Regions from separate parts of the Homo sapiens genome. Here region 2 is linked to region 1. The links are chromatin loops, found by intact Hi-C in ENCODE. Cell type or tissue: heart right ventricle. All regions are shown on one strand. Each heading gives the region's core, and the rest is flanking DNA. Links, peaks and the distances in the headings are about the cores only. Region 1 has its middle 4.8 kb from the start of UBE2E1. Region 2 has its middle 70 kb from the start of UBE2E1.

Evidence for each region. Peaks named below come from ENCODE experiments on the same cell type or tissue, not always from the same donor. Only the 100,000 strongest peaks of a DNase experiment are listed, where the experiment ranks them.
Region 2: a loop joins it to region 1, with 1.9 times the contacts of the local background. A loop is called at or near these places in 10 of 110 quality-filtered maps.

Annotation. Positions count from the first base shown.
Region 1 is chr3:23,799,681-23,802,601 of GRCh38, reverse strand. No RefSeq gene overlaps it. Among named protein-coding and RNA genes, the nearest start is that of UBE2E1, 4.8 kb to the left of the region's middle. In heart right ventricle, for the core only: a CTCF peak has its summit at 1,697; no DNase peak of the experiment used is centred there.
Region 2 is chr3:23,734,660-23,737,580 of GRCh38, reverse strand. No RefSeq gene overlaps it. Among named protein-coding and RNA genes, the nearest start is that of UBE2E1, 70 kb to the left of the region's middle. In heart right ventricle, for the core only: no CTCF peak of the experiment used is centred there; a DNase peak (open chromatin) is centred at 1,425; H3K27ac peaks cover 909 bases.

The DNA of each region.
Region 1 (2,921 bases), core at 178-2,677:
GCCTGGGCAACATGGCAAGACTGTCTCTACAAAAAATGCAAAAATTAGCCAGGCCTGGTGGCACATGCCTGTGGTCCCAGATACTTGGGAGGTTGAGGTGGGAGAATCACCTGAGCCCCAGAGGTTGAGGCTGCAGTGAGCTGTGATTGTGCCACTGTACTCCAACCTGGGTGGTGGGAGTGAGACCCTGTCTCAAAATAAGTAAATAAATAAAATAAATATAGTAGTCTCTGATAATATTTTCGAGAATATATTAACAATCAAGACAGCTGGGAAAGTGGGAACATGGAAGCAAGCTAAGGGAATCACTGAATTTGTAACATGGTTGCTTGAACTAATGACTGCTATTGAAGTTCCCCAACCCCACCCTCATCCTGAGAATAGTCCTCATTATTTATTTATTTTGCCTATATGGATATATTTTAAATAGATAATACATTTTCATGCTATATTATTCTAAAGAAACCAGAGAGTATGCCACGAAAATATCTTTCTGCCCCTTCCCCCACCCCTAATTTCCTTTGGAGAAAGCAGTTTTCGGTTGTAGTCTATGCATGTGTAAAGCAAATGCATACATATGCACTGAATGCTTTGATAGTAATGCTCAATTTACATTTTAGAAAACCAGCCAGTCACAGAAGCCCAAGTAGTATTACACTGTGACATCCTGTGGACTTTGAGAAAGTGGGCTCCAGTTTTTATTAATACCTATTCCTGGTTTTCAGAATGACCCAACTCTCCTTCAAGTCATCTTTAGTGTATCAAGTACATTTAAGTAGAAACACTTGAAGATCAAGGTGCTAGTTGATCCCTAGGAGGTGAAATAATACAGTTGAAAGAGGGAGACTTGGTTTAACTTTTTGACTTGTTGCTTACACTGAAATTCAAGTATTTCATAAAGATTCTCTTTGGCCAATTTCATGTCCAAAGAATTGTCAAGCAAGTTAACGTTGGTTAATATAGTTTTTTAACTTACCTTATTGCTGAATAGAAAGGATTTCCTTTGCTGGGCGTGGTGGCTCACACTGGTAATCCCAGCACTTTGGGAGGCTGAGGTGGGCGGATCACCTGAGGTCAGGAGTTTGAGACCACCCTGGCCAACATGGTGAAACCCCGTCTCTACTAAAAATACAAAAATTAGCTGGGTGTGGTGATGAGTGCCTGTAATCCCAGCTACTCGGGAGGCTGAGGCAGGAGAATCTCTTGAACCCAGGAGACAGAGGTTGCAGTGAGCCGAGATCATGCCATTGCACTCCAGCCTTGGTGACAGAGTGAGACTCCATAAAAAAAAAAAAGAAAAAGAAAAGATTTCCTTTTTCCATCCAAAGAAAAAAAAATCTTGTGTTTGCAACTTATAAAGAATTTATATAAAGCCTTTCTGGGAAAAATGGACTCACTGGATTTCAATCGACTTGTTTCATTTTATAATTCTCCTTTGGCTGAAAAATCCATTCCTTGTAAGAAAGATAAGGAAAGTTCAAAAACAAGGGTCGATTCCATAAAGACGAATGTGATCTGGGGCATTTACCTTCAATTTGGGTCATTTTTCCATAGGCCTTTTAAAAAAAATAAAATAGCACTGATCCCATTGAAGGGCCCTAAGCACTATCGTACTTTATTGGCCTGAATGTTGCTAACACAGGAAGGTAGGACAGAGCTAAATTATTTTTTTCTACCACATGGAGGCATTGAACAACCATGTGATTTTCAAAATTTATCAAGACTTGGTAAGAGTCTAATGTTGTCTCAGGCAAGGGCAAAAAGGTTGATTTGATGTCCACAAAAGGATAGTGATTAGTATGAAAGTACTCTTCTCAGTTTATAATGTAGCATCTCCTCTGTAGGACCTATTTTTTAAACAAACTAGCCTTCTTCAACTTTCTATACATTGATCACACAAGAATAGACTATATTAGAATATGTAGGATTATAATTTGAGCAGTTTGGTTCATTAGTCTCTGAAACCTTTTCCTGAATTGAACACTCTTCCAGTTTACTGAAATTTGGAGGAATAAAATAGTAGGGAATAAATATTTTTATTTCATGTTCTTAATTATCTATTGTGAAACTTTTAAAAAATATCAACTTCTCCACAGTTCCATGGTGTGGCAAATCTATAGTCAAGGATCCAATTTGAATCCAAAATTTACCTCAATAATTGTAAACCCCAGAAGCAATTGGCAGCAAAGATACCAATCTCGACTTGCTAAGCCTACAGGACAAGTTCTGTCTTTGCCACTGATTGAACTCATGGCTGTGCCTCAAATAAATTAATCAACAAATATTTATTAATTAGTCTGTGTAGGCTAAGTACAGTGCTAAGTGCTATGACAGATGTAAAAAGTTGTTTCTTTTTTTTCTTTTCTTTTTAGAGACAGGGTCTTGCTCTGTCACCCAGGCTAGAGTGAAGTGGCTCAATCATAGCTCGCTGTAACCTCAAACTCCTGGGATCAAGCAATCCTCTTGCTTTGGCCTCCCCAGTGGAGTCACTGGGATTACAGGCATGAGCTACCACACTGGACCCAAGATGTAAAGAGTTCCAAGAGGTACCCTCTGGCCTCCAGTAAGGACCAGAGGAAAAGGGATTAGAGCTGAGCCTAGAACGACAAGTAGGGCTTGGGAAAATGAAGAGACATTCTCAGGTATTGAAATGACGTTGAAAATGATGTGGAAAAACATCAGACCTGAAATAGACTATTATTAAAATATAAAATTACATATATATAAATTATAAACTGTAAAATATATTATCAAAATAGTATTTTATTAGAAACAAAAAGAAACTGGCCTTTATTCTTTAAAAGCATCACTGGCATGAAAGACAAGGAAAAATTGAGACTTTAGATTAAAGGAGACTAAAGAAGCACAAGAACTAAATATAATATGTGATCCTGATCAGACACTGTACTGAACGGCAAAAA
Region 2 (2,921 bases), core at 270-2,769, 65 kb after region 1:
CTCTGTTTCTCTTTGCCTGTGCATGATCTGCTTTTCTCACAGAAATATTTAGGACTTTGTCTTTGGTGTTCTGAAATTTTACTACAATGTTACCACTATTTATGCAGCATTTTTCATCTGTCCTGCTTGGTCTTGTTGGAGACTTTAATTGGCTCATATATTTCACTAACTTGGGACATTTTTCTTCTGTTATCTTTTAAAGTACTTTCTCTCTTCCCGGCGTGGTGGCTCACGCTTGTAATTCCAGCACTTTGGGAGGCTGAAGCGGGCAGACCACCTGAGGTCAGGAATTCGAGACCAACGTGGCCAACATGGTGAAATCCCATCTCTATTTAAAACACAAAAAATTAGCTGGGAGTGGTTGTATGCACCTGTAATCCCAGCTACTCGGGGGGCTGAGGCAGGAGGATCGCTTGAACCTGGGAGGTAGATGTTGCAGTGAGCCGAGATCGTGCCACTGCATTGCAGCCTGGGGGACAAGAGCGAGACTTCATCTCAAAATAAATAAATAAATAAAGTACTTTCTCTCTCTCTCTCTCTCTTTTTTTTTTTTTTCTTTTTGAGATAGGGTCTGGCTCTGTCACCCAGGCTGGAGTGCAGTGGTGCAATCTCGGTTCACTGCAACTTCCGCCTCCTGGGTTCAAGCGATTCTCATGCCTCAGCCTCCGAGTAGCTGGAATTACACATCTGTGCCACCATGCCTGTCTAATTTTTGTATTTTTAGTAGAGACAGGATTTCACCCTGTTGGCCAGGCGGGTCTTGAACTCTTGATATCAGGTGATCCACCCGCCTTGGCCTCCCAAAGTGCTGGGATTACAGGCGTGAGCCACTGCGCCCGGCCCAAAGTATTTTATCTTATCTATCCTCTTTGTTCTCTCATTCTGGAAATCTTAGCCGGATATGGGAATTTATGAAATTATTTTCCATGTTCCTAACTTTTCTTTCATACTTTTTATCTCTTTCCAGGGAGTTCTTTAGTTCAATCTTCTAGCTCACTAATTTGTTCTCTTATTCTATTTAGTCCATCTACTTTTTAAAAAAATGTCTATGATCAAAGACTTAATTTTCAAAAAAAAAAATGTCTATGATCGAAGACTTAATTTTCAAGATCTCTGATTCAGCAGATGTAATATCTGCTTCTCTGTCCATGAAGATACAGGTTAAACTTATTCTAGAGTCATTTTCTATATTTTTCAATTAACTCTTTTCTCAGAGCTTGTTCTTTCATTTGTAAAATTTGATGTCTCCTTTCATGGGGTTAGTTTTCACGGTGGTTCCTGTTGTGAGCTTGAAGCAGGAGCTGGCAGGGCTCCATCTACCTTCCCCCAAATCCCTTTAACGCTTTAGTCTAAACAGGCTCCCGAATGCTTTTACTCCAACAGCCAGCATCTGTGCCTCTGTCGAGGTCCAGGCCTCAGCCTGATGGATGGGCACTTTGCCAGTGTACACCAAGAGCCAGAAGGGCCTGGGAGCTTATGTCCCCCGGGACAGTTTATGTACTGATGAGCACAGGAGATGTGGATCCTCCAGGCCCCTCACTGCTTGATGGGGGCACCTCTGTGGTGTGACCTGTACTATCTCCAGAGCTCCTTGTATGAAGCCAGGGTTATCCTCTGAGGGGTCTGTTTGCCATTACACCTTGGATGTTCTCTTCCCTTCCTGGTCCCAATTCCCCATATCCCTACCCATTCTTATTGTGAATATTTTCTAATAAGTCAGCTTCCTACAAGTCATCTCAGAAGCTATTTATAAGAACCCAGCCTAAAGCTGTGCTTATCGCTGTGAGTACTGGATTTGTTTACCATGGCCTGGATCCACTGGCTGGGGGAAGGGGCTGGGTGGGATGTGTGAACACACACATATAAATGGATCTGTAACAGGAGAATATGTACCTTTTAAGTGTTTTCTAGGAATTGGAGGGGGAGGCTTAAACATATGCTCAGCCTGCCTTCTCGGTCGAATCTCCATAAACATCTATTTTGTTTTTGTTCTTTTAATCACAAGCCAAAGCTACAAAAGCAGAGTGATGTAAAATGTTTGCTCCTGCCTAGCAAATTTCTCTCCTTTGGAGCACAACAACAAATTCAGCTGCAAATCAATCTTGAGCTGCAAAACTTGAACTTACTCCATTATTGGGCTCTTACCGTGTGCCAGGCACTGCATATACAACAATAAGCAAAAGAGACAAGGATATCCTTCCCTACCCCCACAGAGCATAATGGTTCATATTTTTGCCTACTCATATTCCAACCCCCCACCCTGAGGCCCCGCCATCTCTCTGTCTCTCTACCACTATCTCTTTTCCTATTTATTTTGGAAAAAGATTTGGCAACTTGTATCACAACCTCTAAGATTAAGTGTTCCCTTTGACACAGAAATCTCCCATTTCAGGAAGTCTATCCTAAGAAAGTTATACAAAAGCAGAGGAAAAATACGTGTATGTAAAGATGCCTATGCTCATATGCATCAATTTGTACAACAACCTAAATGTGCAATAGGGAAAAGGTTAACTCCTGTATATGTCAGAGCCACTGGATGGACAAATATGAAGAAATGGAAAATTATAATGGTCGGGAATATAATGGTTATCACAGAAAATGCTTATAATTTTAAGTGAAAAGAGCTAACTACTGTATATACAGTTGATTATGATAAATGATACAAAAAACATATGCATGCGGGCCCAGATTAAAGGAAATACACTCTGACTAAAAATAGAAGTGGTGTTAAGGTAGTAAGATTGTAGGTGAATTTTCTCTCTTCTGTTTTCAAATGCTATTTTTTTTCCTATTTAGATTTTAAATTTGGCTATAAACATTACTGAATGATTCTGAGGATTAAGAACCTGGAATGCTGTTCTTCTAGAATCTGAATCATACAACTATCTCCTTCTCAACATTCAGGTCCAGGTCACATACCA